3 separate regions of the Homo sapiens genome follow, and all the other regions are linked to region 3. Evidence: chromatin loops called from intact Hi-C (ENCODE). Cell type or tissue: heart right ventricle. All regions are shown on one strand. Links, peaks and the distances in the headings refer to the core of each region. The heading gives the core; the rest is flanking DNA.

The links. Peaks named below come from ENCODE experiments on the same cell type or tissue, not always from the same donor. Only the 100,000 strongest peaks of a DNase experiment are listed, where the experiment ranks them.
Region 1: a loop joins it to region 3, with 21 times the contacts of the local background. A loop is called at or near these places in 51 of 110 quality-filtered maps.
Region 2: a loop joins it to region 3, with 8 times the contacts of the local background. A loop is called at or near these places in 8 of 110 quality-filtered maps.

The regions. Positions count from the first base shown.
Region 1 is chr4:24,681,907-24,692,030 of GRCh38, forward strand. No RefSeq gene overlaps it. Among named protein-coding and RNA genes, the nearest start is that of LINC02473, 27 kb to the left of the region's middle. In heart right ventricle, for the core only: a CTCF peak has its summit at 5,651; a DNase peak (open chromatin) is centred at 5,645.
Region 2 is chr4:25,362,129-25,372,252 of GRCh38, forward strand. ZCCHC4 (zinc finger CCHC-type containing 4) reads left to right here. Exons shown (of 13, transcript NM_024936.3): 10 at 98-173; 11 at 2,326-2,377; 12 at 2,894-3,038; 13 at 6,901-8,255. The coding sequence ends at 7,036. Among named protein-coding and RNA genes, the nearest start is that of ANAPC4, 10 kb to the right of the region's middle. In heart right ventricle, for the core only: CTCF peaks have their summits at 5,077 (motif pointing left) and 5,092 (motif pointing left); no DNase peak of the experiment used is centred there.
Region 3 is chr4:24,482,837-24,492,960 of GRCh38, forward strand. No RefSeq gene overlaps it. Among named protein-coding and RNA genes, the nearest start is that of MIR573, 32 kb to the right of the region's middle. RefSeq lists an enhancer at 6,097-6,146. In heart right ventricle, for the core only: CTCF peaks have their summits at 6,028 (motif pointing right) and 6,230; DNase peaks (open chromatin) are centred at 6,055, 7,225 and 7,633; H3K27ac peaks cover 448 bases.

The DNA.
Region 1 (10,124 bases), core at 3,306-8,305, 200 kb after region 3:
TAGGCATGTCGCTGTAGCTAGTCTTTACAACAAACCTTTGATGTAGGAATTATCTCCAAAAAAGCTCAGAGAGGTTTTCCCAAAGTCATATTAGAAAGAAATGGCAGAGCAAAAATTTGAACCTGGGTCTACTTGACTGTACAACCAGTGCCTTTTCTATCCCACATCACTTCTCTTTCTAAGAGGTAAGAATTCTGTCTGTGATAACACGATACCCTGCAAACCCTTGTTCCACAAAGGGTAAATAGTTTAATTTAGAATTCACCTAGGTTCCCTGCAAATGACAAAGGCACGCCCCCCAACCCCCTTTACAGGAATCTGCAAACCTTGAATTACTTCCTTTCTTCATTTCATTTTCCCCTAATTCACTATAACCGTTCCCTTTGGAGGAAATAATCCAGTTGGATTAGTTGATGTGCAGTTGTGTTGCCAGAGACACACAACACCTGGTGTGGGGTGGCAGCCTATCCTTGCCTCCTCCCTGCTACCCCTCTCAGACTCTGCTCCTCCCTCTCTCTTTTCATTCTGCCCATATCTCTGAATTGGCTTGAATCTCATTGACATAAACAGTCCATGTTTGCAAATTCCTTCTGATCCTGGAGCCTATCATCATTACAGATTCAAACAAAACCCCACACTCTGGTCCCCTGTGATGGCCTTTATGGACATTATTGACACAAAGCTACTAGGACACAGGAGCATTGAGCAGAAAGCACAGCTTAGCCAGAAAGTGCCTGATATTTCACAACAGTAATCCGTTCAGGGTTTTCTCTTATGATACAGATGCCCATAGAGGAGAAACGCCGTGAGTATTTTTTGTCAATAATTTAAGAAGGATTAATATCAATAGCAGTTATATTTGTATGGTACTTCCCAAAGAACTTTAATTCATATTAAGTCTTGTGGTCTTCCTAAAAACCAAGAGATGGCCATGGACCACTATTTTCAGTATAGACAAAGGAGCATGAAATACATGCCTATAACGACTGGCTCCAGGGTACCCAGCTAGTAACTGAACCAGCTGGGACTCAAACCCAAGGCTCTGGAAGTTGAGGCCAAGGGCTCTTTCCAAACATTCCGTTTGACTCTATGGATTGTAATTGCCCAACAGGTTCTGCCTGCCCACTGCACAGACAAAACCAATTCATGGAGACTGTTTTATTGCAGTAAAGCAAGAGTTTAATTAATGTGAGGCTGGCCATATGGGAAAATTGGAGTTATCAGTCAAATGAGTCTCCCTGGAGGGCTCAGAGGTTTGCATTTTTCAGGCATAGTTTGGTGGGCAGGGGGCGAGGGAATGACAAATGTTGATTGGTTGGGGATGAAATCATAGGGGTGTGGAAAATCTCGTGTACTAAGTCAGCCTCTAGGTGGGACCACAAGACTGGTTGAGTCACAAGCTGCCGGTCCCACAAATTGCAGGTCCCGGTGAAGTCAATTGGCTATCAAAAATGCAGAAGTCTGAAAAACGTCTCAAAAGGCCAATTTCAGGTTCTACGATAATGATGTTATCTACTCGAGTAATTGGGGAAGTTACAAATCTTGTGAACTCTGGAACAATGGCTGGTTATCATTTAACTCTTGAGAGGGGCTGGTTATTATTTAGGCCCCTCTCATAATCCTAACCTTGTGGCCTTTCATTAGTTTTACAAAGGTGGTTTAGTTTTGAGAAGGGATATTACCATCCTTGCTTTAAGTTTAAACTATAAACTAAATTCCTCCCCACATTAGCTTAGCCTATGCCTAGCAATGACCAAGGACAGCATGGAGGTTAGAAGCAAGATGGAGTCAATGGTGTTACATTTCTCTTACAGTCATAATTTTGCAAAGGCTGTTTCAAGATCGACACATGAGGCCTTTACTAACTGTGGCAGTTGGCTGGGAGAAAGGGTTTGGGGAAATGGAACAAAAGATAAACAGAGAAAGTCAGGGTATGAGGATTGATTGAATAAATGAAAAATTCACTCATTCATCCATTTAATAAACATTTATTTATTTATTTATTTTTATTTTTATTTTTATTTCTGAGACAGAGTCTCGCTCTGTCACCCAGGCTGGAGTGCAGTAGTGCGATCTTGGCTCACTGCAAACTCCGCCTCCCGGGTTCACGCCATTCTTCTGCCTCAGCCTCCTGAGTAGCTGGGACTACAGGCGCCTCCTACCACGCCCGGCTAATTTTTTGTATTTTTAGTAGAGATGAGGTTTCACCATGTTAGCCAGGATGGTTTCGATCTCCTGACCTTGTGATCCGCCCGCCTCGGCCTCCGAAAGTGCTGGGATTATAGGCATGAGCCACCGCGTCCAGCCTTAATACACATTTATTAAACACCATCACTCACAGTATGATACTCCATGATAGTCTATATCACCAAGGGGATGGATCATGCTTATTTACGGCAGAAAACTGCTTGCATTTTTCTTCTTTTTCCTAGTTCCACAGATGGACTACCTTTCCCAACTTTCCTTGGGCCTGAGTTTAGAGAACAGAAAGTGAACTGAAAACCTTGCTCCTCCCAGCTGTTTCCCCTTGAAGCAGATGAGCATGGAGACCTTGGAATCTTTGAATGATTGTTCTTGTCAATTTGGCACACCGTGAGACAGAAACTTCTATTATATGAAACTATTGAAAGTTTGGAGTTTATCTTTTATGGTGATTAGTGTTACCTTCCTGGGCTTCTTAACGAGATTGTAGGAAGAAACTAAGACTTAATGCCCTGTCTGGGCGCAGTGGCTCATGCCTGTAACCCCAGCACTTTGGGAAGTCAAGGAGGGCAGATCACCTGGGTCAGGAGTTCGAGAACAGCCTGGCAAACATGGTGAAATCCCGTCTCTATAAAAACACAAAAAATTACAGGCGCAGGCATGGTGGTGCGTGCCTGTAATCCCAGCTACTCGGGAGGCTGAGGCAGGAGAATTGCTTGAACCTGAGAGGTGGAGGTTGCAGTGAGCCGAGATTGCACCATTACACTCCAGCCTGGGCGATAGCTGCAGACTTGTCTCAAAAAAAAAAAAAAAAAGACCTAATGCCCTAAGGCATCCAATGTAGGTAATGAATTAACTTCTCTTCTGTGCATCTGAAATGCTATAAGTTATATATTATTTGTATTTTCAGAGAATTGAGAAAAGAGTCACTCACGTGGTTTTCCATGGAGTTTAATTCTCTTGTGGAACCCCCGTTAGAAAAGCTGACTATACTCGCACAATCTCCATTCTCAAAAGGTTTATGATAATCTAGTTGTGGAAATTGGACAGATGTACACACTTCTCTGCAAGGGAATGTGAAGGGGGAATCTCATATCACTTCACTTCACTTCAGCCTTATGACAAGCCTATAAAGGAGAGCTTTGCAAACATTATCATCATCATTTTACAGAAGAAGAGATTTCAAGGTTAAGTGTTCAAGGTTGCTCAGGTAAGAGGTAGTGGAGCCAGAATTTGAACCCATGTCTGATAAGCTCTTGCTCCTTCCAAGATATCACACTGCAAAATAAGCAAGTTTAACCTACTCTACAATTCTCCTTAAGGCTCCCACAAGGACCAGAGGGCCCAAGACGGTTCCCCATCTTCAAGGTCAAAGATAACACTTTCTTCCTGGAAAGGGAAGTCCTCTCTCCAGCACCTCTGGGATCTTGGTCATCCCTGAGGTGCTCTGTCTTTATGAGAATTTTTCTACCCTGGATCTGTTTATGAGAAAGGGATAACAGTATAATTTAAAAATATATAGGAGTGGATGAGTGAAAAATAAGAGTCATCTTGGATTCTAGCTTTAGGAAAGGGGGACCAATTTATGAAAAGTTTGGGAGATGTGATCAGGAGAGCAAAGAATGGTTAGTTTACAAAGAGAATTAGGTTAACTAACAACCAGCTTCCAAAAGCTTAATTAAGTCTCTCAGCCCTCGAGTGAGTCAAGGAAATAATTGATTTCCACATTGCTGGTGGGGAAAGTGAGGAGGGGGAGGTAATTTGCCTGTGGCCAACAAGGGAAACAGCATTTGTCCTGGGATTAAAATCTAAGATTTTCTGGCTCTTGGTCCTTGGTTTTACCTTTGAATCTGGAATGCTCAAGGCCCAGAAGTGAGAATCCCAAAGCAGGACTCTCAACCGAGATGCTGTATGCAAATAAGGGACCAGATAATTAATGCTTCGCTCTTTAGTAATTTTCTGTCCTTCAAAAAGGTAATGCAAACAATGCGCCCCTGGTGAGTCAAGGCCGTGTGGGTTTATTTTAATAAGCACCGGCACTTTTCCTTATGAGGCGTGGCCATCACCCAGTGCAGTTACCTGTGATACTAGAAAATATTTGGAAATCTCAAAATATAAACAAATGTCTGGAAAAGATCAGAGAGAGAAAAAAATGAAAGAGAGAAAAGAAGAAAAGAAAAAGTAGTAACAGGAGGGGAGGAAAGCATTCTAGAAAAAGAGTAACTACTAATTATTGAATGCTTGCTCTGTGCAAGGAGCTTTTCAAATGTTTCCTCATAAGAATTCCACGAGGTAGGCATTTGATGACTTTAAATGGATGTAAAAACTGAGGCTTAGAGGGGTGAGGCTTTTCCCAAGCTAGGAAGGGGCAGGACCAGCATTTGAGTCCAAGTCTGTTAAGTCAGCCTTAACCACGGCCTGGTACTGCCTTCTGCCTATAGATCTGACCAGAAGAGAGCGGGAAGGAAGGGGTGTTAAAAATGCATCTGCTTACAGGCCAGGCGTGGTGGCTCACGCCTGTAATCCCAGCACTTTGGGAGGTGGGCAGATGGCTTGAGAAGGCTTGGTAGACCAGCCTGGGCAGCATGGTGAGACCCCGTTTCTACAAAAAATACAAGAATTGGCTGGGGGTGGTGGGGCACACCTGCAGTCCCAGCTACTCGGGAGGCTGAGGCAGGAGGACTGCTTGATCCAGGAAGGTCGAGGCTGCAGTGAGCTGAAATCTCACCACTGTACTCCAGCCTGGGCGACAGAGCTAGGCCCTGTCTCAAAAAAAAAAAAGAAAAAAATTATTCATCTGCTTATTCATCTGCTTACTTGTCTGTTTTCCTCTGCTGTGTTGTAATCTCCTTGAGTATCAGAATCAAGATTTAATCCTTTGTCTCCCCAGAGCCTAAAGTAGTTCTTGAAAGGCAACAGACAATAAAAGTTTGATGCATGAACAAGCAAATGAACATCTGCAACGAGCCCAAGGCCAAGGGTCAAATATCTTGCCTTCTCTAACCCTGAAGTCATCTGTCATCTCTCTGGCTCTCAAAATCTAGGGAACTGGTTTGTCTTCCTCCATCCTCCACACACCCAATTCTATGGCCCGGGAAGTAAGTCCAAGGTCTTGTCTGGAACCTCTGGAAATTCCTGGGTTTAGGAACAGCCTTGTGCTCTCATTACCCCCCTTAGCCTCCTGACCCTGGTGTCTGTCCCGCTGTTCCCACTACGCCCATGAATCAAATCCTGACTCTGTCACTTGCCAGTTATGTGACCTTAGGTAAGTCAATTTTGGATTCTGGGATTCAGTTTCATCCTCTGTAAAATAAGTGCCTTGACTTAGATAAGGATGGCAAACCCAAATGCCTACAAGGATCAGGCAAATATTGAAAATGAGCGATGCAGATCGCCTAAGACGATAGGGAGTGGGGAAAACGGAAAAGCAGGCGGGAAAGGGCGCCCCCTGGCAGAGAGAGAAGCTACTACCCATCTTTACCTGTTATTACGTAGGAATGAGCGCTCAGTGTGGTCACATTTCCAGTTTTTTTTTTTTTTGGTAAGATGCGGGAAGTCTGGATTTTTATGTGAAATCTTTCAATTCTTAAATGTTGACACAAAATTTTTCAGAAACGCAGCGTGAGCCAAACTCAACACATCTGTGTGCCGAATTCAGCCCATGGCCTCCAGGATACAGCCTTTAGACCAGATGATGCCTAACATCTTTTCCACCTTTGAAAGGATTTGGCCTGGTGGCAGATCATCCCTTCAATCTGGATGTTTTTGGCTCTCTGGACTATTTTTGCTACAGTTTAAGCAGGGTGGACCAGGGCTTAAGAGTAACTGTGTTTATAAACACCCTGAAGAATTCCATATGGTATGCCGAATGTGAAGTTGGCTTAATTTGAAAAGATTAAATGTACTCAGGCAATTGCAGAGTTGTCTGTTTTGCAAATCAATGCAATTTGTCGGTACAGGCCGGGAAGGAATGAGCTTTGGGAAGCGCAGCTGGTGTGACCAACAAGCCCAGTGGTAGTATCATAACAGGAAAGCCAGTGTGGCAGCAGCTCCCTTCTCCAACACTCACATCTCCTCTTTGCATGCACTACACACACACACACACACACACACACACACACACACCCTTGCCTCTTCCCTGATGGCTGATTCAGTTTACTGTTTTTAAATTTGAACCATATCCAAATAAAAAAGGGTTCCTTTACACATATCCACGGACAATGTGGAGAATGCTTAGCAATCGGGGACCAGGTGTCTCACCTGATCGCAGCAACTTTGGGTCATGGAGAAGCCCTCAGTGAGGTACCCGAAAGCTGGATACACAGACCTTCCTATAGTATTAACTAATTGTGGGAGCTTGGACAATTATTTCCCCTCTTCAAGCCTTGGGTTCTTATCTGTGAAATAATGGGAATGAACTTGGATGTCTTAGGTCCCCTCTAGCACTGACAATCTTCATGATCTTTCATTCCCCACGAGGCAGGCAAGGGGAACCACTCTTGTTCTCTCCCTTAACATTGTTTTTGCTACAGACCATGGATAGCAACTCACTGGTCTAGTGTCTAGGCATGTCGATGACCATGGATTTCTATGGACACCACCTTGAGCAGCTGGAAGAGATTCTGGTCTAACCTGTCATGTGAACGTAAGGTGGACCTTGAGGCATCTATAGATCCCATGTAATCCTGGCACAGAGGGTCCCTTGCCTTTCTCCCCTCTGCCATTTCTGGTACAGTTCAACAGTGCACAAGGGGGTCACATAATCAGGTTCCTTGATCAACACGTCTCAACCTGTAAGGAAACCACAAAGCACAAAGGAGAAAAAGAAGAGGAAAATTGTATGGAAATCAGAATTTGGACACGAATAACAGAAAAGCAACTCAAACCAGCTTAATCTTAAATAAGGGGATACTTTAATGTCACGAGAAGCCCAGAGTTATTCCAGCAGCTCTAGAAATGGTCAACAGCTTATTGATGTCTTCAAAGACCCGTATCCCTTCTGTTTCTCTACTTCGTTATAGGCCAATTCTCCTCCTTGTAATGAAATTGCTGCCACTGTTCCAGGCATCATGTCTTTGCACACTTTTCTTTCATGTGTACCTTTTTTTCCAGTGTGCTAATTTTCCAGTAAGCCCCTCAAAAGACCTCCTTAATGGCCAGAAATGAGTCACACGCTCATGCCTAAAACAATCATTAGCAAAAGAATGTAATTACTTTGGTTGGTTTAGAGCCAAACAATGCAGATTCATGCTAGAGAAGGGAAAGGCTCTGCCTCCCCCATGAGGTGCAGGAAACCTTGTATCTGAGCAAAATTAGGATTCTGAGTTCCAGGAAGAAAGGCAGGAAACACAGCTGTCAGGAAGACCACTAACTGTGGCTCTCCACCATCCCTCCACTCCCACTGTAAGATTGGTGAGGAAGGAAGGAAGGAGAGAAAGGGTAGAGGAAAAAGGGGGGAAGGAGAAAAGCAGAGAGGAAGAGAAGGTGGAATTGCAGCTTTGGAATCAAACAGACTTTGGTTTCAATCCTAGCTTGGTTGTTTTCTAGCTGCCTGTTCTTGGCTTATCCCTGAGCTTGTCTAAGCTTGGGTTTCCTCACTTACAAAATGGAGAGAACATGGGCTTTTCGTGAGGTTACATGAGAAGATGAATGTAAGGAGCCAAGCACAGTGTTTGTCACAAAATAATGTTCAGTGAATATTAGCAAGAAGAGAAACAGAAGTGGGACAGGAAGAAGACTTTATGCAGAGCTTTACAGTTTATAAGATGCTGTCACAAACATCGCCTCTTCGATTTGACAACATACCAGGAAGGCAGGCAAATGAGGCATCTTTATCATTTTTTTAAGGGGTGTTGAAACTACAACATCCCATATGTGTCTAGCCCAAGGTTGTAAAATCCGGATGCAGGTCTTCAAAGTCCAGAGCTCCAGAAACACACAGAAAGAGTAGTTAAAAACAGAAAAGCATATTGAAAAAAAGAAATGCATATTATCGTATTTAGAAAACACATTCTTATTGTAGCAGACAGAGGGATCCCTACAATGAGAACTCTGCTTTTTAGAGATCCCCCCACTTCCAAATGGGGTGGTCTCCATCTTCCTAAATGTCTAATCAGGACAATTAGACTCAATTCAACAAGTATATTGAGCACGGACTGTGTATAAGGCAGGGTGGTTGGTCCCTAGAGGATAGAGAGTTGGGTACAATACTCTGTTCTCAAAGAGCTTACAATTGAGAAAAAAATGCAGAGTAATTTTACTGATAAATATTTTTCAAAATGCAATGTAGTCGAGTTAGTTCTCTTTTTCTTTCATTGCCAAGGGTGAATTAATTTGGCATCTGTGGGGAGGCTGCTGCAATGAGGCTGGCTTAGATGTTCTCTAAGTTTCCTTCCAAAGAGAATATTCTTGAGGACAGGAAATCTGCTTTGCCAGAAAGGGCTTCTCTGAACCCTGCCAAACTCTGGCATCCTGGAAGATGTCGTAATCCTCCTGACTGAGCTAGCCTCTGCTACTCCTCATCTTTACCAGCCTAGGCCAGGATTAAGTCAGAGAGCCCCAGACCAGCAGGACTCTCAGTTGGAGTGAGTGAGTGAGTGAGTGAGTGAGTGAGTGAGTGAGTGAGTGCTGCTCCACTCAGGTCTGAGGTCAGCCGGGGTTGCCTCTGGTCTGGAGGTCTCCTAGACAAGTGGGCCAGAGATCTCAGTGAGTCAGCCTCACTCTCCAGACCCTCTGGGGCATCCTAATGGGAAAAGGATTTCTAGTTATTTCTCAAAGGGGTCCTTAAACCTCTCAGAGCAATCTCCTCCCTTTTGAAAAAAAGAGATGTGTATTATTTAGAAAACACGTTATTGCGGCAGAGGGAGAGATCCTTGCAGCGGAACTGATCTCTTGTATCATGTACTGGTTTGGGGATAATGTGAGTTAACATTCTGAGACCGAAGTAGATTTGTTTTGCAAGGTGGGCTGGTGATACATTCGCCTCTGAAAGACGTGAAAATTCAACCCTATTGGAATTGGTCTCATGTGATTGACAGACCTGTCTTGTGAATGAACTTGGCTGTGGGAAAAAGAGAATGGGTTTATGTGTATGAGACACAGTCCTCACTGAGGGCCTGGGTTGGCGTTGGGCTTTCTATAATGTCAGTTTCGGGGCAAATGTGAGATGAAGACTCTCAGAGGTGAGTGCTCTAAGAAGAGCCAGGGGGTGGTGATGAGTGTTGGGATGTGTGTGCATCTGTGAGTGTGAGTGTGTGCATGGGGAAAGTAGGGTGTCAGGGAGAGCAAGTCATCTAGAGCTGCAAGTGCTGGATCAGAGGGATTAGGCAGGGAATTCAGGCAGCGATGGGCAAGGAGTATGAAACACCCGGCCTCATGTAAGAGTGGACAGGAGGAGCACAGAGTCTTGGCAGCCAAGAGCTCTGACATGGACCAAGGGACCAGATGTGGGCCTGGGCTAGAGGAATGAGGGTCGGGTGCCCTGGAGCAGGCCAAGGCCATCAGAGGGGCTAAGGCCCATGGCTACTTTTATATGGCAAACCTCTCCCCTTTTCAAGGCAGCTCCATATTTTTTCTAAAGAGGCCACGTTAGAGAGTTGTCCCCCAATAAATGAAGCTGTGTTGATGGCCCAGGCCTCCTAGGCTTGCCTGAAAACATCTGCAGCTGTGTCAGTCCAGAGCTGCCCCTCCCTTACACCCAGGCTTGTGGGATAGTGAGTCTTAACTATTCATTCTGGGGAACAGGTCAGCGGGTGGGTCTTGCGGACCTGAATCCCACATCGGACCCAACAGTCTCACAAAGCAGTTTTCACAGTCTCTGCCCAGCACTCTCTGCTTCCCTCCTCTTCTGCATTATCTTCCCCAGATTGGGGTCTGTGGATTGATAGTCCCTCCAAAGGAGTTCCTGTGTGGGCAGCGGGTGC
Region 2 (10,124 bases), core at 2,800-7,799, 880 kb after region 3:
TTGCACCCAGTTTTTGTAATGAGTGCTTTGTAAAGTTTTATCTACTCTGTAAATCTCAATAAATGTATGCAGCTGATTTCTCTGTCCTTTACTCTAGATTTTGCTCTCCGTGTCAACGGTATGTTTCTCTAGAGAATCAACACTGTGAGCTCTGTAATTCTTGCACATCCAAGGTATGGTGTTCTTATAGAATGTATTTTTATTTAGATATATTCATTTTATTTTAGTTTACTAGTTTTATTACTTTTTCAATGTTATTTTGTTAATAGGATTTGTATTAATATGTATTATCATTTATTAATTATGCTATAATACAATATTTTAAATTATAGAGTACAACAGGCTTTTAAAAATACTTAACTGCCTTCATTATCACGAACTCATTTTCAAATGGTACTGTGTGACTGCTAAAATTATCAGCGTCTCAAATAAGGCATTAAATGAATGCTCAATTATGTGTATGTTGAGGACAAAATTATGGTGTTTCAAATAAGGCATTGACGTATTGGGTACCATCATCATTCTGATGAAATAATTAATAACATGTACTGTGCACTTTTAATATGCCAGACACTTTCCTAAGAGCTTTACATGGATTAACTCATTTAATCCTCACAACAGCCTTATTAGGTGCAGTTACTCATTGATTTTTTACAGATGAAGGACTGCAAAGGGACATCCTCCTATTTATTTATTTATTTAGGTATTATTTTTTCTTAATAGACTTGGTTCTTTAAAGCAGTTTTAGGTTCACAGCAAAATTGAGCAGAAGGTACAGAGATTCCCCCTATGTCCCCTGCCCCGACACATGCACATTCTCCCCAACTAGCAGCATCTTCCACCAGAGGGGTGCATTTGTTACAACTGATGGGCCTGCGTTGACACATCATTAACACCCTGAGCCCATAGTTGACATTAGGTTCACTCTTGGTGTTTTACATTCTATGGGTTTGAAAAATGTATAATGACATGTTTTCACCATTACAGTGTCATACAGAGTGGTTTCACTGTTTTCACTAAAAATCTTTTGTGTTCCACCTATTCATCCTTCTTCCTGAAGGGTGTCTCTGGCTACTACTATCTTTTTACTGTCTCTATAGTTTTTCCTTTTCCAGAATATCACACAGTTGGAATCATATAGTATATAGCCTTTCAGATTGGCTTCTTTCACTTAGTAATAGGCATTAAAGGTTCCTTCATGTCTTTTCATGGTTTGATAGCTCATTTTATGTTAGCTCTGAATGATATTCCTTTGATGTACCACAACTTGTTTACTCATTCACCTACTGAAGGACATCTTGGTTGTTTCCAAGTTTTGGCAATTATAAATCACCAAATTTTTTAGGAAGGCGGGTGACCCTTGTTTTGTTTATTTTAACTAAATCTGGTCAGAAAGGGCCTGTGAAGTTTAGTTTGGCTCATAAACACAAATTATTCTCCAAAGAAGAGGCTACATTTATATAAACATTAGAAAGCACATTTTTCTTGATTATATAATGGTATTACTGGTTATACTTGTTTTTAACAATGTTAATACATCTGATCGTTTATATTTAGTTTTTATTAGTTGAGACATGATGTGTATTCTTCATTTTAAAACAATTATGCCCAGACTGTATAGTTTAAAGTTGAGGAAAATGGACTTATTATTTAGAGATGCACACAAAGGTGGTAAAAGGAAGCAAGAGCTAGGAAATGACAGTCACACAAACTAAAGAGGTGTTATTTGGAGGGGAAGGGAGGGATGCTGTGACTTAGTAGGAGCATGGGGCAGTTTCCAGAGGGCTGGTGGTATTTTTTCTTGACCTGGTGGGTTTTATCCGTGTTTGCTTTACAATACTCATTAAATTGGATATATTTTATGCACTTTTCTAGATATTTTTATTTCATAGTTTTAAAATTAATCAAACAGTAACCTGTAATCTATCTTTCTAAATTATGTAAAGTTCTCAAATATGAATTTCATTAAGGATTATGCAGTATAGACACACAAAATTATGAATCATTAATTCTCTTGAAATTTTCATTTGAGTCCTTCTTTGTGCAGATTGGGTTGCTTGAACTGGAGTGGATTTTCAAGATCATTTAGATAAATCTCCTAGTTTTACAGTTAAGGAAATTGAGGCCCATCAAGGAGGCATTTGAGTTGAGTGGAGAAATGCATAAATTAAAATCAAAGTATCTAATTGTGAAGCCCAGAAAAGGCAGAAATAAGGAGTGAATAATTTACACAGATTTTAATAAGACATTTTAATTTTTAATTGTAGAACTTGATTTTTAATAACAAATTAATTATAATTTAAAAATTGTTTTTTTTTTTGGTAGGATGGCAGGAAATGGAACCATTGCTTTCTCTGTAAAAAGTGTGTAAAGCCTTGTAAGTATTGAGACTTAGTGTTTGAGATCCTATGAACATATTTTAGAGTTTTTCTCCATCTAAATAGATTTTTCATTGGATTTATAAACGAAAAAATAATCAGTGTAGAGACTTGTAATTTATTTGCTTTTTAATTTTATAGTTATCAGCATGTATGTTCTGCCATGTTCCGCCTTGCATGAGAGATGATTGCTAACCTGTTTCAGTGTGGCGTTTGGTTTGACTTATTTTAATAAGGCATTGTGTCACTCAGCCAGCCTCCATTGTAACAGTAGCTGTCAGCTCATAACTCATTGGAGAAGGGCTGAATTTGTTGCATGTAACAGAAAGAAGTTAGCTAGTTTATGTGGAATTCCAACCTCTTCTCCCTGGTCTCTTTAGCCAAACTAAAACTAGCTGTGCAAACTGGCCACAATACTTCAAGTAAACACTGTTCGTATATCCTACCTTAAAAGTTAATAAGATGAAAAATTACGTTACATGAACTTCCTTTAAAACTTAATTTTTATTTTACAGCCTGGATCCACTGTAGCATCTGCAATCACTGTGCTGTTCCAGATCATTCTTGTGAGGGCCCCAAACATGGCTGCTTTATTTGTGGTGAACTGGATCATAAACGCAGTACTTGTCCTAACATTGCTACATCTAAGAGAGCTAACAAGTCAGTCGAATACTTTACTAGAAAAATGTATTCCATCTGTGTTTTATACAGGATAATCCACAAAAGCATGCAACATTCAGAGGATCTTGAAGTGCCAAGTTAATTGTCACTTTCACTATTAAGTACTGGCTGCATAGATGGATGGAGGGAGGAGAGGAAGATGATTCAAAGAGCTTGCTTTCAAAGAGCTTACAGTTCTACAGCTTAGAGATGAAAATAACCAAAATATGAGGTAGAAAGTGGTTAATTTTACCTCTCCTTGGCTTTACGTCTCATGTGTAAAGTTATAGGGGGTGACAGTTCATGCTTTATTGAAGGACATGATATTTACGTCAGGCTTTGAGGGACAGATCAGATATAGACACATGATGGCAGGAAAGGCTGGAGAAGGCATTTCAGATTGAATAGCAAGTAATTCCACAGTAGGAAAATTGTGAGAAAGCTATTTCTTTGTATCAAATTTTAAGAAAAATATTTAGACATGCTTAATGCTTAAATATTTGAAATTTTTATTACTTTTTTTCCTGTGATTATTTTCACATCTCTCACCAATATTTGATTGGAGCTATGGATTACAACTCAGAGTATGGGGATACCTATGACAATAGCTTATTTAGAAGAGGCACTGCTTCTGGAATAGTTATCCCCAAAACAAAACAAAAAGAGAAAAACATTGCTATTTTAACCGAGCTAATTTGAATGATTATACTTTTTTCCTAACTAAAAGGGATGATAGTGATTAAGTCCTCTTCCTTTATTGCTAAGAAAACTAATGTTACACAGTTATTAATTGGAGATTACCAGACAGCTAAATTTGACATTATATGAAATTATATGACATTATATGAAAATTCAGATTGGGCTACCATGTGACTATGACTTGTAATTTAAAAAAATTGATTTGTGTTAGAAATATCTGATAGTTTAATAATTATTTATGGTAATATTAGAATTCTTTCCCATGTGTTTTATTTATTTGTGGTCAGTGAAAATTTTTTTTTCCATTGTGGTCTAGCCACTTGAATTCTGGCTACTATTACAACTGCCTCGTTCCTACATTTACTCTACTTTAAATAATTATTTCCACTGAGTAATCCAGGATAAAGTAGAGTTTTAAAAACTTAAAGAAGCTTATTGAAGAATCTTTTTTTTTTTTTTTTTTTTTTAAAGACAGAGTCTTGCTCTGTCGCCCAGGCTGGAGTGCAGTGGCCTGATCTCGGCTCACTGTAAGCTCCGCCTCCCGGGTTCATGCCATTCTCCTGCCTCAGCCTCCCTAGTAGCTGGGACTACAGGCGCCTGCCACCATGCCCGGCTTACTTTTTGTATTTTTTAGTAGAGACGGGGTTTCGCCGTGTTAGCCAGGATGGTCTTGATCTCCTGACCTCGTGATCTGCCTGCCTTGGCCTCCCCAAGTGCTGGGATTACAGGCGTGAGCCACCACGCCCAGCCTGAAGAATCTTATAAAATATTTTCCTTAGAATAAACCTTCAAAAATTGAATACAACTTCATAATCATATTAGTCTGGGATTGCTGTACCATTGTCAGTGTGATTCTGTGTGGTAGTCAGTAACGTGCTCAGCCTTTAATTCTGTGAACTTACATGGAAACAATTTGCATTTTGATACTCTATTGTAGGCCCTTCATTGCTTCCTAAATAGCCTCAGCTAGTGTGTTTGGCACTAATATACTATTTCATTAGGGGAAATCATCTAGTATCTTTCAGGACTAGATCTTATCAGGTTTAATTCCAAGAGCAAATCCTGTGAGATGTGGATGCCTGATAATTCTTAAATAATATTACTTTTTTTCTCAGAGAAGACACCTAAACTCCTGTTAATAGTTACTGCTTTCAAAAAATATATATAGTGAAATTGACAAAGCAAAATTATTTTTTTCTTTACAATAGTGAAAAATAACAGCCTTTTTAGCATACGTGACATAAAAGGTCTTTCCAGCTCATGCATTTTACAGCTATCTTATATTAATTTGTTTTTCCTTGGTGTTAATTTTTCTTTAGTTGCTAACTGGAATGATGCTGGCTCCCTCTTGTGGTTAAAGCTCATTTTATCAGTTACATAAATACCTATAATTTAAAGGACAAATACTAGGTCAATTTAATTTTAAGACAAAATAAAACTGACTTATAGTCAGTTCATCATCATTCAAAAACTTTATCTCTGGAAAGTTTTGTGTATTCATATTACAAATGAATATTTTCAAATATTTTCCTCCTGTTTCTGTTTACCGTATCCCCTAGTGAAAGTTCATTCATTTTTAGTCCTGCTTATAAGTGGATGAGCCAAAGAGAAACTTAAATTTTGTGTACAGGCACACATGGCTTCATTGACTTTGCCATTAGAGATTATACTATATTTCATTAAGTTTGCTAAATCATCACTTATCAAGAAATTATCCTACTTTAAAAAAGTGGGGAAATAGATTTATATAGTATGCATGAATCAGTATAATACTGTAAAGATGACTTTTTTGGTTTTAGTTTTCAATCCTACTCCTTCTGTAGACTGTTCTATTTTGAACTGATAAGGTATCCCTAGTCCATAGTGCAAAATCTAAATATGAAAAAATTTAAAGTTGTCAAGCAAAATTCTGCATAATAGTCATGTGGAACTAATAATAGCTAATACTTATTGAGTGATTATTATATGGTTAGCAGTTTGCATATATAAATAATTTAAAGTAGAGTATATAGTAGAGCACAGATCCTGGAATCAAGCTGGTTCTGCAAGTTCCTCATGGGGTGTTCATTGATTTCATAGCATTTTCACCTAAAAAAGTAGGGATAGAGAGGGGGTGACTATCCCCCTTATCTCTGTCTCCCAGCTCCTTGAAGTCAAAGATTATGCCCATTCATTTTTGTTTTCTCAACAGGTAACATATGCTGAGTAAACAAAAAGTGAGGCATAAATTGAACCCATTAGGGGATACATTGTTTATGAAGCTCTTTTCCCAGGTTTATTCCTGACAAGATCAAGAATAAGCTTTTCCTATGGAGAAGCTTATGAGAGGTGAACCTAACAATTGATATTGCTGGGTAATCAGGGGAGGAGTCCTGGTTTGGCATTGTTGTAGCTCTGGCCCCTTCCTTGGTTCTCAATATGTTGAGTGTCATGGCATGATTCTGCTAGCTTGGAGAAGTGAATGGATGGGCCAGTCATTTTCTCAGCTGCAGGTCGCCTGTAACTTAGTGTGGAGAACACCAGAAACAAAGAATCTGTTTTGTCTGGTGTGGTTCAGTGTTTTCAGAGGGTGAGTTCCAGCTTGTTTATTTTGAAGCTAATCTTCAAGATAAGGACCACAAAATGCTGATAACCCTGCGTGGCACTTGTCAGGACTTTTAGATCCGCTGAGGAAAGGAAAATCTGTACGACTTAGGAAACAGGCCCTTTCAAGGCTTCTCGGTTTTTTCCATTGTGCTGTTTCATTTTTCTGTCTCTGCTGACTGCCCCATGTATCAGCTCCTCTCCAAAAAAAACGGAATTCAAGGATTTGGAGATTGAAGTGCTGAGTTGAGCAATACAGATGTACAAAAAACTTTTTTAAAAAGTCCAATCTCACTAGCTTTGCATTTACCTCTGTGGTGTGTTTGCCCCGGACAGCTTGTTCTAAATCCATAGTAACCATCTTTTAAAGAATTTTTTTTTCTCAAACATTTTGCTTGGTTAGGCCTCTGACTCTTCCCTTGTTGTTATGGTTAGGAGACTGAGGATTTATGCTTGCAATACAGTAGATTCTTTCCCTTCTTCTATTTTCTTATTTGGTTAGCTAGTTAATTAAACTTCAACATAATTACATAATTCACTGTGCTCATTCTGTGAAATAATTTAGCACCTTGTTTTCCAGAGCTGTCAGAAAGCAGAAGCAAAGAAAAAGTAATAAGATGAAAATGGAGACCACGAAAGGACAATCCATGAATCATACATCTGCTACAAGGAGAAAGAAAAGGAGGGAAAGAGCCCATCAATATCTTGGCTCTTAAATGTCCAGTGACTGGAGAATAAGAAAGATTTATGGTCCAACCTTTGATGCCATTTTCTGAAAGTGCCACACTGGACTTAAATTCAGCTGCTTCCAGAGGTGTGCACCTTTCTGAGCTAGATAACAGGCAGGTGGCATTTGCTGGTTTACAGTCCCTTATCTGCCTCTCTGGAGACATGGGGAGTTGTTCCATCTTCAGCCAGTTTACTAGTTCTTTCAGCATTCATTTTTCCTCACTTTAAGTCTCTCCCAGTCACATTGTTCTATTTTTATGTTTTCATTTTTTTTGAGATGGAGTCTTGCTCTGTCTCCCAGGCTAGAGTGCAATGGCACAACCTCAGCTCACTGCAACCTCTGCCTCCCGGGTTCAAGCAATTCTCCTGCCTTAGCCTCCTGAGTAGCTGGAATTATAGGCACATGCCACCACGACTGGCTAATTTTTGTATTTTTAGTAGAGACGGGGTTTCACCATGTTGGCCAGGCTGGTCTCGAACTCCTGGCCTCAAGTGATTTGCCTGCCTTGGCCTCCCAAAGTGCTGGGATTACAGGCATGAGCCACCTCACCCAGCTCCGGTCACATTATTCTAGCCTTTTTATCCAAAAAATGGGCAGACCATTCTTTTGCAGAAGATGTCAGAAGAAAATGAAAGTGAAAACCTATGCAGTTTGTTTACCGTGAACATAAAAGTATGTTAATTTAAATAGGAAAATATTTTATGTTAAATATGAAACAATAGTTTAAACCCCACTTGAAAAGTATAGCGTACAATTATTTTTAGACTGAATTTGAAGATGATGGAAAGGGTTTTTACAAAGGCACTGTTTAGATATACAGATTATAATTATAATTACATTATTATTAAATATTTATTCTTCAAGTACTTTTTGCAGTTGTCCTCTGACGGTCTAGAATCACTTAAATGCTTGTTGAATGAGTGAGATGTTTAGAACTACGACTTGCTCTGTCATTCCAGTGTCGTTTAACCTATGCAGTAAGATTCTGTCTTTGTAAAAGTAGTTCGTAGCAGAAGCCAGGATAGTTTGGTAATTAAACGCCCAAACTAAACTCCTCATTCCTACCCTTAATATTTCCTGGCTGTATGATCTTGGCCAGGTCACTCTCTAAAAGCCCCGGTTTCTTCATTATTATCATTATTATAATGGGGAGAATAACAGCTATACCTGAGGTTTGTTTTGTGATTAAATTAAATGAGACCCAAGTGCTTGGCTCTCAGTTCTCCTCTGTCATTGGTGTGTTAGGTTAACAATGAAGATTGTTACTGGGTCTAATGGTAATTACCTTTTGGCCTGATAACAAAGCATTGAAGGCAGTAATTTGAACTCCCAGAACAAACAGTTCATCTCCCCGTTTCTGTGCTAGTTATTGTCTCCTTAAGACTGAATTGTTTTGAATGACTTATATTTGCATAATGACTTTTCTCTTGTTTCCAAACAACTGCTGTAGAGCAGATTTGAAGGCATCTTTGTTTGGGGTTAGGCAGAGCCCTGTAAGTAAGGGTGGAGGAACTGCACTCTATCTGGTATTTAAATTCCAGGTAAGTTAGGACTGATGCCTGGTGTAGAATGCTCAAGTGTGGCCCAGATCAGTGTGGCAGTGGTGTACATCAGTTGATGTCAAAAGATGAGTTATACCCCTGGACTTCATAAGCATCAGAAAGCTCTTCTCCCTTTTGTTACATGGAGGGCTATGATAGGAGGGGCACATTTGGAGGTGACTGGGTGAGATATGAAGTTTGTAAAACCGTTGTGAGAGTTCCCCTCTCTGATTCAAGCAAGGATAGGGACATTGCCTGACTTTATGGTGTTCACCATTCCATGATAAAATCTATTGAAATCTCCTCTGAAACTAAGACACCTGAGGGACTATGACTACTGAAAAATTGAGTTCTGAAGGCCAACAGTTATTCTCATCACTATATTGCCTTAATGTTAAGATACCATCAATTATAAAATACATCATTGATTTTATCATAGCTTTTCAGGGGGAGAAGAGAAATAATACTTCATTAATTAATTTTTAGATCATCTGATTTCAGAAATACTGAAATGCAAAAAAAAAAAAAATCTTAGAATTGAGGAAATAGTTATAATCAGGAATAATGTACTTATTTATTTTGAGACAGAGTCTTGCTTTGTTGGACAGGCTGGAATGCAGTGGTGGGATCTCTGCTCACCGCAACCTCTGCCTCCTGGGTTCAAGTGATTCTTGTGCCTCAGCCTCCCTGGTAGCTGGGATTATGGGTGTGTGCCACCACACCCGGCTAATTTTTATATTTTTGTAGAGACTGGGTTTCGCCATGTTGGCCAGGCGAGTCTCAAACTCCTCATCTCAGGTGATCTGCCCGCCTCAGCTTCCCAAAGTGCTGGGATTACAGACGTGAGCCACCACACCCAGCCAGGAATAATGTACTTTAAAACTTTATTACTGTCTTAGAAAGTTAAAAATAGGAAATTTGGTGATTTTACACTTATATTCAATTAATACTAATTTTAAGGACTTAATCTCTATTCCTTTTTCAGAGAATAAACTAATTGGTAGCCTGTAAAAATGTGTCTCTGGGAGGTAGAATGTGAAGCGGGATGAGGTCATTTGTTCTTAATAGAAATCTGAACATCTTAACATTAAGATACCTTCTCAAAATAGCAATAGAAGAAAATCCCTAAAATTTGACAGATAACATTTTCTAAGCTTTTTAAAAGGACATTTTTAATAAATACAGCTAAATTTCATTCTTCTTATATTATGAAATTTAATGAGAAACAAAGTCTTTTTGTAGGCTGGATTTCATGTTTTTTCCTAATTAGTCCAGTACCTAGACTAGTTTATCACTCCATATGCCCCATTCTTTTCATCCGATACTGTTCTTTCTGCTTGGAATATGTCCCTCCATGTGGCCACTCCGTTCTCTTTTGGGAATCTTCCACGAGTCCCTGATACTGAAACCTTCTTTGGCCCCTTGGTGTTTGATACCACATTTAAGGCCTTTCACATATTATTCTGTGATTATTTTTACTGATTTTATTTCCCTCAAAGATTTAGGTCTCTTAATGTCAGCACCCATTTCATC
Region 3 (10,124 bases), core at 3,356-8,355:
ACTTTGTGCAGCCGGAAGCAACCTGAGAGGCTCCACAAGCCATGTTCACGCGAGGGCTCCTTGGGCACAAATCACCTGGGGGAATTCATCACAGTGAAGATTCTGGCTTGTTAGGGTTGGACAGGGGCCTGAGATTCTGCATTTACTAGCAAGCTCCTGGAGGCTGCTGCTGCTGCTGGCTGGGACCTGCAATATGAGTGTTCAGGATCTTTAAACCTCAGGCTCTGAGTCAGACAGGCCTGGCTGGGAATCACCCCCTGGGTAGCTGGGCACTCTTGGGCAAATTTCTTAATTCTCTAGACCCTGGATTCCTTATCAGTGTAACAGCAATGATAGTACCCACTGAGCAGGTCTGCACATGAGGGGTTCAGTGTAATGTCTGGCGTGCCAGAAAGCCATCTGGTTAGCGTTGCTTATTGTTACCTGATTCAGAGACTTCTTGGAGTGAGGCATGTTAAAGGTGACAGAATGAGGACCAGAGCCTAACTCCCCAACTTCCTGGGAAGTACGCCTTGCCTATTTCATTATTTTATTATTTTTAATATTTAGATTTCTCTTGGTTGTATTTTCTCATTACACATAATAATACAGATTTGTGAAAAGAAAGAAAAGGAGGAAGATAGGGAGGTTAAGACAGAGGGAGAGAGAAAAGAAGGAAAAGAATTAAATTAGAAAAAGGCCAGATGCTGTATCTCATGCCTGTAATCCCAGAATTTTGGGAGGCCAAGGCAGGTGGATCACCTGAGGTCAGGATATTCAAGATCAACCTGGCCAATATGGTAAAACTGCGTCTCCACTAAAAATAAAAAATAAATAAAAAATTAGCTGGGCATGGTGGTGGGCACTTGTAATCCCAACTACTAGGGAGGCTGAGACATGAGAATCACTTGAACCCAGGAAGCAGAGGTTGCAGTGTGCCAAGATCATGCCACTGCACTCCAGCCTGGGTGACAGAGCAAGACTTCATCCTCAAAAAATAAATGCCGGACGCGGTGGCTCACACCTGTAATCCCAGCACTTTGGGAGGCCAAGATGGGAGGATCACGAGGTCAGGAGATTGAGACCATCCTGGCTAACACGGTGAAACCCATCTCTATTAAAAAGACAAAAAATTAGCCAGGCGTGGTGGCGGGCGCCTGTAGTCCCAGCTACTTGGGAGGCTGAGGCAGGAGAATGGTGTGAACCCAGGAGGCAGAGCTTGCAGTGAGCTGAGATCACGCCACTGCACTCCAGCCCGGGCGACAGAACAAGACTCTGTCTCAAAATAAATAAATAAATAATAAAAATAAAATAAAATAAGAAAAAAACTGCCAAAGAGATCATGTGACATTTTAGTCTATGTACTTCTAGTTATAAACACATATACTTTAAATAATAGAATTCTATTGAACATACCATTTTGCAATCTTTTTATTTTCCCTCGATGCACGCCAATAATAATAGAACAATAGTAGTGATGACAATAACAATAGCTAGTCTTTTTTAGCCTCTTACTATGTGTTAAACACCCCTCTAACACACTCTTAACTCATGAATTTTCACAACCCTTTGACATAGACGCTTATCATCTGCATTTTATAAATGAGGAAACTGAGGCACAAAAAGTGTAATATACCCAAGGTCTCACAACTAGTAAATGGGGAATTCAGGGTGGAAACCAGGCAGCCCACAGCACAGCCCCTGCCTAAAAAACCCATGTTCTGTGTTCTTCATGGTTCATCCTGACGTGCTGTTTCACTGCCTGATTATTTTCCATTTACCACATCATGAATATCTGTCCTCGCCATTCCATAGTTTTGCACAACATCACTTTTGGTGGCTGCATAGTATTTGTTGTCTATTATTATCTCCATTTTACAGATGAGAAAATCGAGGCTTGGGTGCTCAGTAGGCTGGCGGAGGGTAGTTGGAATGACCACAACCTGCCTTCAAGCCCTAGGCGCTGTCCGCCCCACAGTGCTCTCAGAAGTACACACACTGAGCACCTACTGCAATCAGGGTATTTGCTGGTCTCAGTGAAGAATGGCAGACCCATACGATTCTCACTGCTGTGCAACTTACAGTCCAGTGGGTTGAGACTCGCAATGAAATAAGTAAGCAAATACATGACCAAGATGATTTGAGATATTGGCAAGTGCTAGAAAAACAATTCCACTCTGTGGTGTGATGAGTGTGAGTGGCAGTGATTATTCTGGAAAACTGTTTGAGGAGGTAAGATTTGAAGTGATACCCAGATGACAAGAGGAAGTCATCACACAGTAATCTAGAGTCAGATTTATCTAAAGCTCTTAACATCAAACAAAAGCTTAGTGCTAACCTGAGGGAATGGTGAGCAGAAGCATTTTTTATTTTTAGAAGTCTCATAAAGAGCATGAGACAGTGCAGGCAGAGTGGAAACAGCAAGGCTTGTGAGCCAGGGCTGGCGGGGGTGAGCCTGGCTCTGTCCCGCGTGTGGCCTTTGACAGAGTCCCAGTCACCTCATCTGTAAAATGGGCTTGCAATTGCTTAGAGCAGGGCTGCTGTCAACATGAAATGGAATAACTATGGAAAGCACCTGGAGGATACTGTAATCTCTACTGTTGACATCAGCTCTCAGGGTTTGATTGGCCTGCCCTTTGAAGCATCCAGTCTGGAATATTAAGACATCAGTGTCCGGGTGTGGTGGCTTATGCCTGTAATCCCAGTATTTTGGGAGGCTAAGGCAGGCAGATCACTTAAGGTCAGGAGTTCAAGGTTAGTTCAAGCCTAGCCAACATGGCAAAACGCTGCCTCTACTAAAAATACAAAAATCAGCCAGGCATGGAGGCACGCCCCTGTAATCCCAGCTACTCAGGAGGCTGAGGCAGGAGAAACACTTGAACCTGGGAGGCGGAGGCTGCAGTGAGCCGAGATTGCGCCATTGCTCTCCAGCCTGGGCGACGGAGCAAGACTCCGTCCCACAAAAAAAAAAAAAAAAAAAGACATCAGCATTAATCAACAGGAGAATAAGGAGATTCCTGAGATTTCACAAACGACACATATTTGTGAGCCTGTTGGGTATTGTCACCATATTATGATTAAGATCTAGATAATACTTGGCACATCATTTACTAAGTCTCTCCACAAGAGCAACTTGGAAAATTCAGAGGAATGACCTTTGGCTTCTCAGTTGGTCTGTTTACTCTGATAGACTGAGGGAGAAGGCTAACTGGGTCACCCATGACCATCTTTGACCTTTCTCAACTCTCAGTTGATGTCACTGTTGTGGTAGAGGCCCTTGGGGAAAAATTCTTTCTCTCTCAACTTTCTTTGTCCATGGAAGTAAATTGTGTTAACAATGGCTCTGACTACATTTATATCCATTGCCTACCTTCATCTTCCTACCTCCTGTTCTCCCCATTTTACAGACGAGGGGACCGAGGTTCCGAGAGGTCACACAGCCAGGTAGGCAGCTCGCTCTGGGCTGGGTCCTTTTCTCGTTCATGTACTCAGTCCCCACAACAGTCTTCAAGCCTTTTTGCCTCAGGAACCACTCTTTCTTCCATTTTCCCCTGGTCAGCTCTGACCTCGTCCTCAGATCTCAGCTTGTGTCACTTCCTCAGTGAAAAGCCCATATTATGGGCTCACCAAGCTCTGTATCTTCCTCCTGCGTCCTGCCTATCAAAGCTACAATTGCACAATTGTCCATGTGACTGTTGGATCCATGTATAAAGTAGGAGTAAAGAGCCCAAGCTCAGACATCAGGGACGTGGGTTTAGAAATGAGTGCCACCTCTTTCCAGCTGAGTGTCTTTGGGCTAGTTATTTAGCCCCTGCCCATCTCAGTTTCCTGGGGTGTAAAATGAGAATCATAATAATAACTACCTCATAGAATGGCAATGATGTGAAATCAACTCATGTTGCTAAAGTTCTTGGGGAAAATGCCCAACAGACAGCCTGCGATACACGTAGAGAGGGGCCAGAAGGCCATCTCCTAGGCCACACCGAGCCACACTGCAACCTCCATACAGGCAGGATGGTGTTGCGCTTGGCAAAGCAGGTATTCCACAAATATCTGTAGAATTCAATGAAGTACTATCATCATCATCCTCATTATCATTCTCATTTTACAAGAGAGCGTTCAAGTCGCTTGCCCAAGGTCACATGACTAGTTAAGACACTGAGCTGAGACTCACCTTAAATCCTATTGCTCATCCCACCTGGCTATTCTGCTGGCCATAGGGTCTTCTGGTCTACTGTGGATAAAACCCAGAGTCCAGGCAGGACAGGGAACAGGGGGTTGCAGAAGCTTAGGGAGGAAGCACGCCAAAGTAGGCGCACCTTCATACAGTCTCCCAAGCCCGACTGCCTGCAGATTTTCTGTCTGAGCCGCCAGAAACAAAGATGACAGCCGAAGGGCTGAAGGTCACTCCAGAGTAGGGAGAGAGGGGTCTTGGTGGGCCCAGATCTCCCAGCACCAGGCAGTGGGTTCTCACACCAGCCTTGGTCTCCTGGGCACAGAACGAGGACAGGGATAGGAGACCTCCCATCTCTCAAATGCCCTGGTGTGTTTAACTTGTTCCTGCATTTTCCTGGGGGACTTGTGTGTGCTCTGGGCCTAATGATTTCCTGTGAACATTCTACCCGGGGTGTATTCCTGTGTCTTCAGAGGAAGGACTAATCCAGCCAGACCGTCTCCATTCCCCTCCCTTTACCCTCTCGGACCAGACCAGCCTGGCATTTTTTTCTCTTGAATTTAAGAGCCTTGCAGACACGAAGATCCTTTTAGCTTTTAACATATTTAATAATTTATTATTTATCTAGTGTTTTTGTAAATGTATTCCTCAGATCTTGCCTTTGCATCTCTAGTTTCCAATTTGCACCTACCTGACATAGTTTATATTACAATCCCTTGATTCTCCAAAGGCAGGGTTTCCTCTTTTAACACTTTTTTATAGTCCTAATGAACTTCTATGCTTCATTTACTCAAGAAGACATCTCTCTCTCCCTCTTTCACATTTTCCTGCTCACAGGCATACAAATCATATGTGTCACTAATACAGTGTTGATTTTTCCTGGGTTGGTTCTTTTTTTAAACATGTTTGCCCTTCAGCCTGCTATTAACCAGTTTCTTCCTACTTTGAAAAACTCACTCTTTTAAATTTCATCATTCAGTATTTCCTCAGGGATTTTACCCTTTATTAAGAAGTCAGAACCAATTTTGGAGCAATCCTGGATACCAAACAGTCTCCTGAATCCTTTGTCTCCTCCCCAGCTCTGGCACAGGAGTGGGCACACAGCAGTGACCCAATAAATACTTGTTGGTTGACCAGGTGGCCAACAAGTGATTTTCAGAGAGGCAGATTGGAGTCCTGCTTAAGTACATGGGTGTGAAATCGGGACATGTGGGTTTCAGTGCTGGTTTTATTCCACATGTGGCTCTGTGACCTTAAGCAAGCCACTCAAATGCTCTAGGCTTCCATTTCCTCAGCTGTAAAATGGGAATGAGAGTCTTTTCTACCATCTTCCAAGGCTTACTGCAAGGATTAAATACATAAAACACTAAGGAAGATACCTGACAGAGCAAGCTGTCGATAAACAATAACTTTGGTTTCTTGCCTACTGCCTCCTCTTTGCAAGACACTTACATGATAGAGATTACCTTGAATCACAGACAGAACAAGGCAATTCACACCTCTCCCCGCACTTCCAAATTAAGAACCACGTGTGATAAAGGCACTAGGAAGATCTCGCTCTCGGTTGTCCACACAAGCATTTAGATGTGTGCAAACGGCCCATCCATGAGTCCCAGTCTCCTGCTGTCCCTTCTGAGACCTCAAGGCCAGCATCTGTAAAAAGGGGATGGTACTTTGCCCCTTACTGGAGAAAGAATTCACCATCCCTATTCTCAAACCTGTCGCCTTCATTTAAATGATCTATTGCCTTGTTACCCTAACATGAATTGCCCTCACACCAGTTCAAAACAGCTGGTAAATAAACCAACTAGGACGATAGAGGCCATCCAGTCCTCTTTAAGGATGGGTTGGCTCAGGAGGTCAAGGCAGAAATGCCCACTAGGGGGCGAGCGTGCTCACTCATCGATCCCCGTGGTGGTTCAGTCCTGGAACTACTAGGAAGGGAAGAGGGGGCTAACACGTTCCAGGCACTCTCCCAGGCCCATCTCTGGATGCACTACCACATGTAATCTAACATTGCCCCGGCTGAGGAGGTTGTATTTCTCCATATTAAACCTAGGTATTCTGAGGCTTAGGGGGGTTAGTTAATCGGCCCAGGATCCCAGAGCTGAAAGTGGAAATTGTGATGGAAACGAGGCTTCTCCTACTCTAGCAGGCCACCTAAAGGGTCCCTGTAAAGGGCAATACTCAGCTTTGACTGTTGGAAAGGAAGGTGTGCAGACACCAGACATGTGGACACTGACAAAATGGTGGGTCACATACACCTTCCCCCAAAAAGGGGCGTAAGTTTAAGCCTGTGTTTCCCAAAGTGTGTCCCACAGAACATAAATCCTGAAAGGTCCTCTGTAAAAAAGGTCTCTGAGGTCATAGAAGTATTTGAAATGTGGCATTTACTGTTCTTTCTGAAATACAAAATACTGGTGAATATGTTAAAGGTCGTGGGAAGTCCTGCAGTAAAGAAACCTGTTTGCTTGACTTTGTTTAATCTAGTTGAGCACTTGGCCAGCCTATTGGACATCAGGGTTGTTACATACATATGACATCTATTCATTTTTTAAAAATAAGCTTGCTTCAGAACATTAGGAACATACTGAAAGTGAAGGAATGGGAATTCACACATTCAAATAAGGGATTGACATAGATGTCTCAAAGACAGAGGAAAGTGCGTCCAAGTAGGGTATTTATGGAAAGTCTGAGTTATGAAACAAAAACAGACCCAGAACCATACAGAAACCTAAAGTCTTTAGGATATGAAGAACCATTTCAGCATTCAGGATGACTCCAAAATGTAATCCAGAAGACAAACTATCATGGTAACCAAGATGTTTCACACCATGGGGTAAAAATTTTACATTTTGAGTCCTTAATCTCCAAAGCATGCTCAGAGCTGGATCTTAGCATGGAATGTGAGTTTAATCATGAACTTGCTGTATTCATCAACACACACACACACACAATGGAAAAAAGTTTTGCTACGATTGTACTGAATGGCTTAGAGAGTACAGTCCACAGAGACAGATGGTTAGACCCATGGCTGGCTCCCAAAGCTGCATTCTCCAGTTCAGTGAGAGGCCAGCAGAGACAAGTGAGGAACCAGCTGCTTTCCACAGCTGGAACAGCTGCAGGGATTGACCTTGAGAGACCCTGCAGTCAGCACACGAACCTGGTGGCTCATGCTGACTTCATGCCTCAGAATGGAGTACAATGAAAAAGAACATCTACTGTTCCTGATGGGTTAAAGATGGCCACAAATCCTTTGATACTTCCCCTTTCAATAGGTGGGGTCTAATTTCCCTCCCCTTGAATCTGAGCTGGTCATAATGGCTCACTTGACCAAGAAAATGCGGCAACCGTACTCTTCTGGGACTTTTGAGGCTAAATCTTAAGAAGCTTGCAGCTTCTGTCAGTCTCCTAGAACACTCAGTCCTGGGACCCAGCTACCTTTCTGTGAGGAAGACCAAGCAGCCCCATGGAGAGGCCACATGGAGCCCTGGTTGAGCTCCAGCCAACAGCCAGCACCATCTTGCCAGCCATGTAAATAAGCCATCTTAGAAGTAGTTGGAAAACCAACAAGTCATCCAGCCACGCCCTACGCTTCTCACCCCTAAATGATCTGATCCTACATTCATGAAATACAGTAAAATGGTTGCTTTAAGCCACTAAATGTGAGATTATTTGTTAAACAGCAATAGATAACTGGAACACAATTTTATTGAGCCACTATAAGTGATGGCACCAAAGTAGGTACTTTGAATATGTTATCTCCTATAATCGTCACAATTTTCTTTAATTGTACAAATGTGAGAATTAAGACTTTGACCTTGGACACATTAAGAAACTCATCCCAAGTCACACAGCAACCCTGTTTTCCTGTCTCCAGTATCTTTAATTATTAGAAAATGTATTAGGGAAAAAAATCCACAAAATATGCTATAGAGAAAATAGGTAGTAGAAAAGTAGAATGAATGGTGAGTTTGCATGGGTGCAAAAGAAAGCACCTCTGATTCTAGCCTAAAATAAAACAAAAGTTGTAGACAATGGAGAATTCTCATGAAAATATGTCCTCCCTCTGGCTTCAGTTATATCACTGCTATGAGACTGAATAGGAAAGAGGGAATGTTTTCATAATGTTAAAGATTTTTTCCTTTAAATTAGCAAGGCCAGCGCACCAGCTGGGTCCTTGACAGTTGTCTTTACTAAAAGCACTTATGGACTTAGCACCTACTATGTGTTAGGCATTGCCTCAGGTGTTTCACCTGTCAGATAACCACAGGCACATTTCCTTACATTTGTAAGAGCTTTAGAGTTGACATAATATATTTACCCACATGGTCTCATTTCATCATGGGAGCAGATGCTTTTCCTGGGGAGCAAAAGGAGCCAAATTAATCAACAAATGATCAACATTTAGCAGGCACCACCTATATGCCTGACACATAAGATCATTCCCTGCCTCCCTCTCCCCACTGGCTGGTTTATTCCCCTTTGCTTTCTTACTTAACGGTTTGTATTGTATGGTTTATACCTGTTTCCCTCATGACTCTATAAGATTCTCTTGCATAGCAAAAACCTATGTACAGTGCCTGGGGCAAAATAGGGAAGGTCTGCTAGTGAAATGGAGGGAGGGAGGGAGGGAGGGAGGGAGGGAGGGAGGGAGGGAGGGAGGGAGGGAGGGATGGATGGGTAGGTGACTGGATGGGTGCATAGGTGGGTGGGTGACTGGATGGATGGGTGAATAGATGGATGGGTAGATGGGTGGGTGGGTAACTGGATGAATAGATGAAAGGGTGGATGGGTGGGTGACTAGATTAATGGGTGGATGGATGAATGGGTGGGTGACTAAATGGACAAATGAATGGATAGGTAGATTGGTGACCGGATGCATGCATGGATGGATGACAGGATGGATGGGTGGATGTTAGTGGGTGGGTGACTTGGATGGATGGATGGATGGATGGATGGATGGATGGATGGATGGACAAACGGATGGATGGATGGATGAGTGGGGACTGGATGGATGGATGGGTGTGTGAGTGGGTAGGTGAATGGTTGGATGGATGGATGGATGGATGGATGGATGGGTAGGTGACTGGATGGATGCATAGGTGGGTGGGTGTGTGAGTGACTGGATGGATGGGTAGATGGGTGGGTGGGTGACTGAATGAATAGATGGGTGGATGAATGGATGGGTGGGTGACTGGATGAATGGGTAGATGGGTTAATGAGTAGGTGACTAAATGGACAAATGGATGGATAGCTGAGTTGGTGACTGGATGGATGCATGGGTGGATGGAATGATGGATGGATGAATGGATAGATAGATATAGGTGTGTGGGTAACTGGTTGGATGGATGGATGGATGACTGGATGGACAGATGGATGGACAGATGGATGAATGGATGGATGGATGGATGGATGACTGGATGGACAGATGGATGGATGGATGGATGGGGACTGGTTGGGTGGATGGATGAGTGGGGACTGGATGGATGGATGGATGGGTGTGTGAGTAGGTAGGTAACTCTTTGGATGGATGGATGAATGGGTGGATGGATGGATAGGTGGGGACTGGATTGATGGATGAGTGGATAGGTCGGTGGGTGGGTAGATGGATACCTGGACGGGTGGGTGTGAATGAAAGGACTATATGAATAATTAAGTAGTTAAGAGTGGTTAAGACTTACGGAATCACCCACTCTTTATTGCACTCTTTTTTTTAAGAGGCAGAGTCTTTCTCTGTCACCCAGGTTGGAGTGCTGCAGCCTAATCATGGCCCACTACACCCTCCAACTCCTGGGCTCAAGGGATCCTCCCACCTCAGCCTCCCAAATAGCTGGTAGTACAGGCATGCACCACCATTCCCAGCTAATTTTTAAATTTTTTGTGGAGACGGGGTTTCACTATGTTGTCCAGGCTGACCTCAAAGTCCTGGGCTTGAGTATCCCGCCACCTCAGCCTCCCAAAGCTCTGA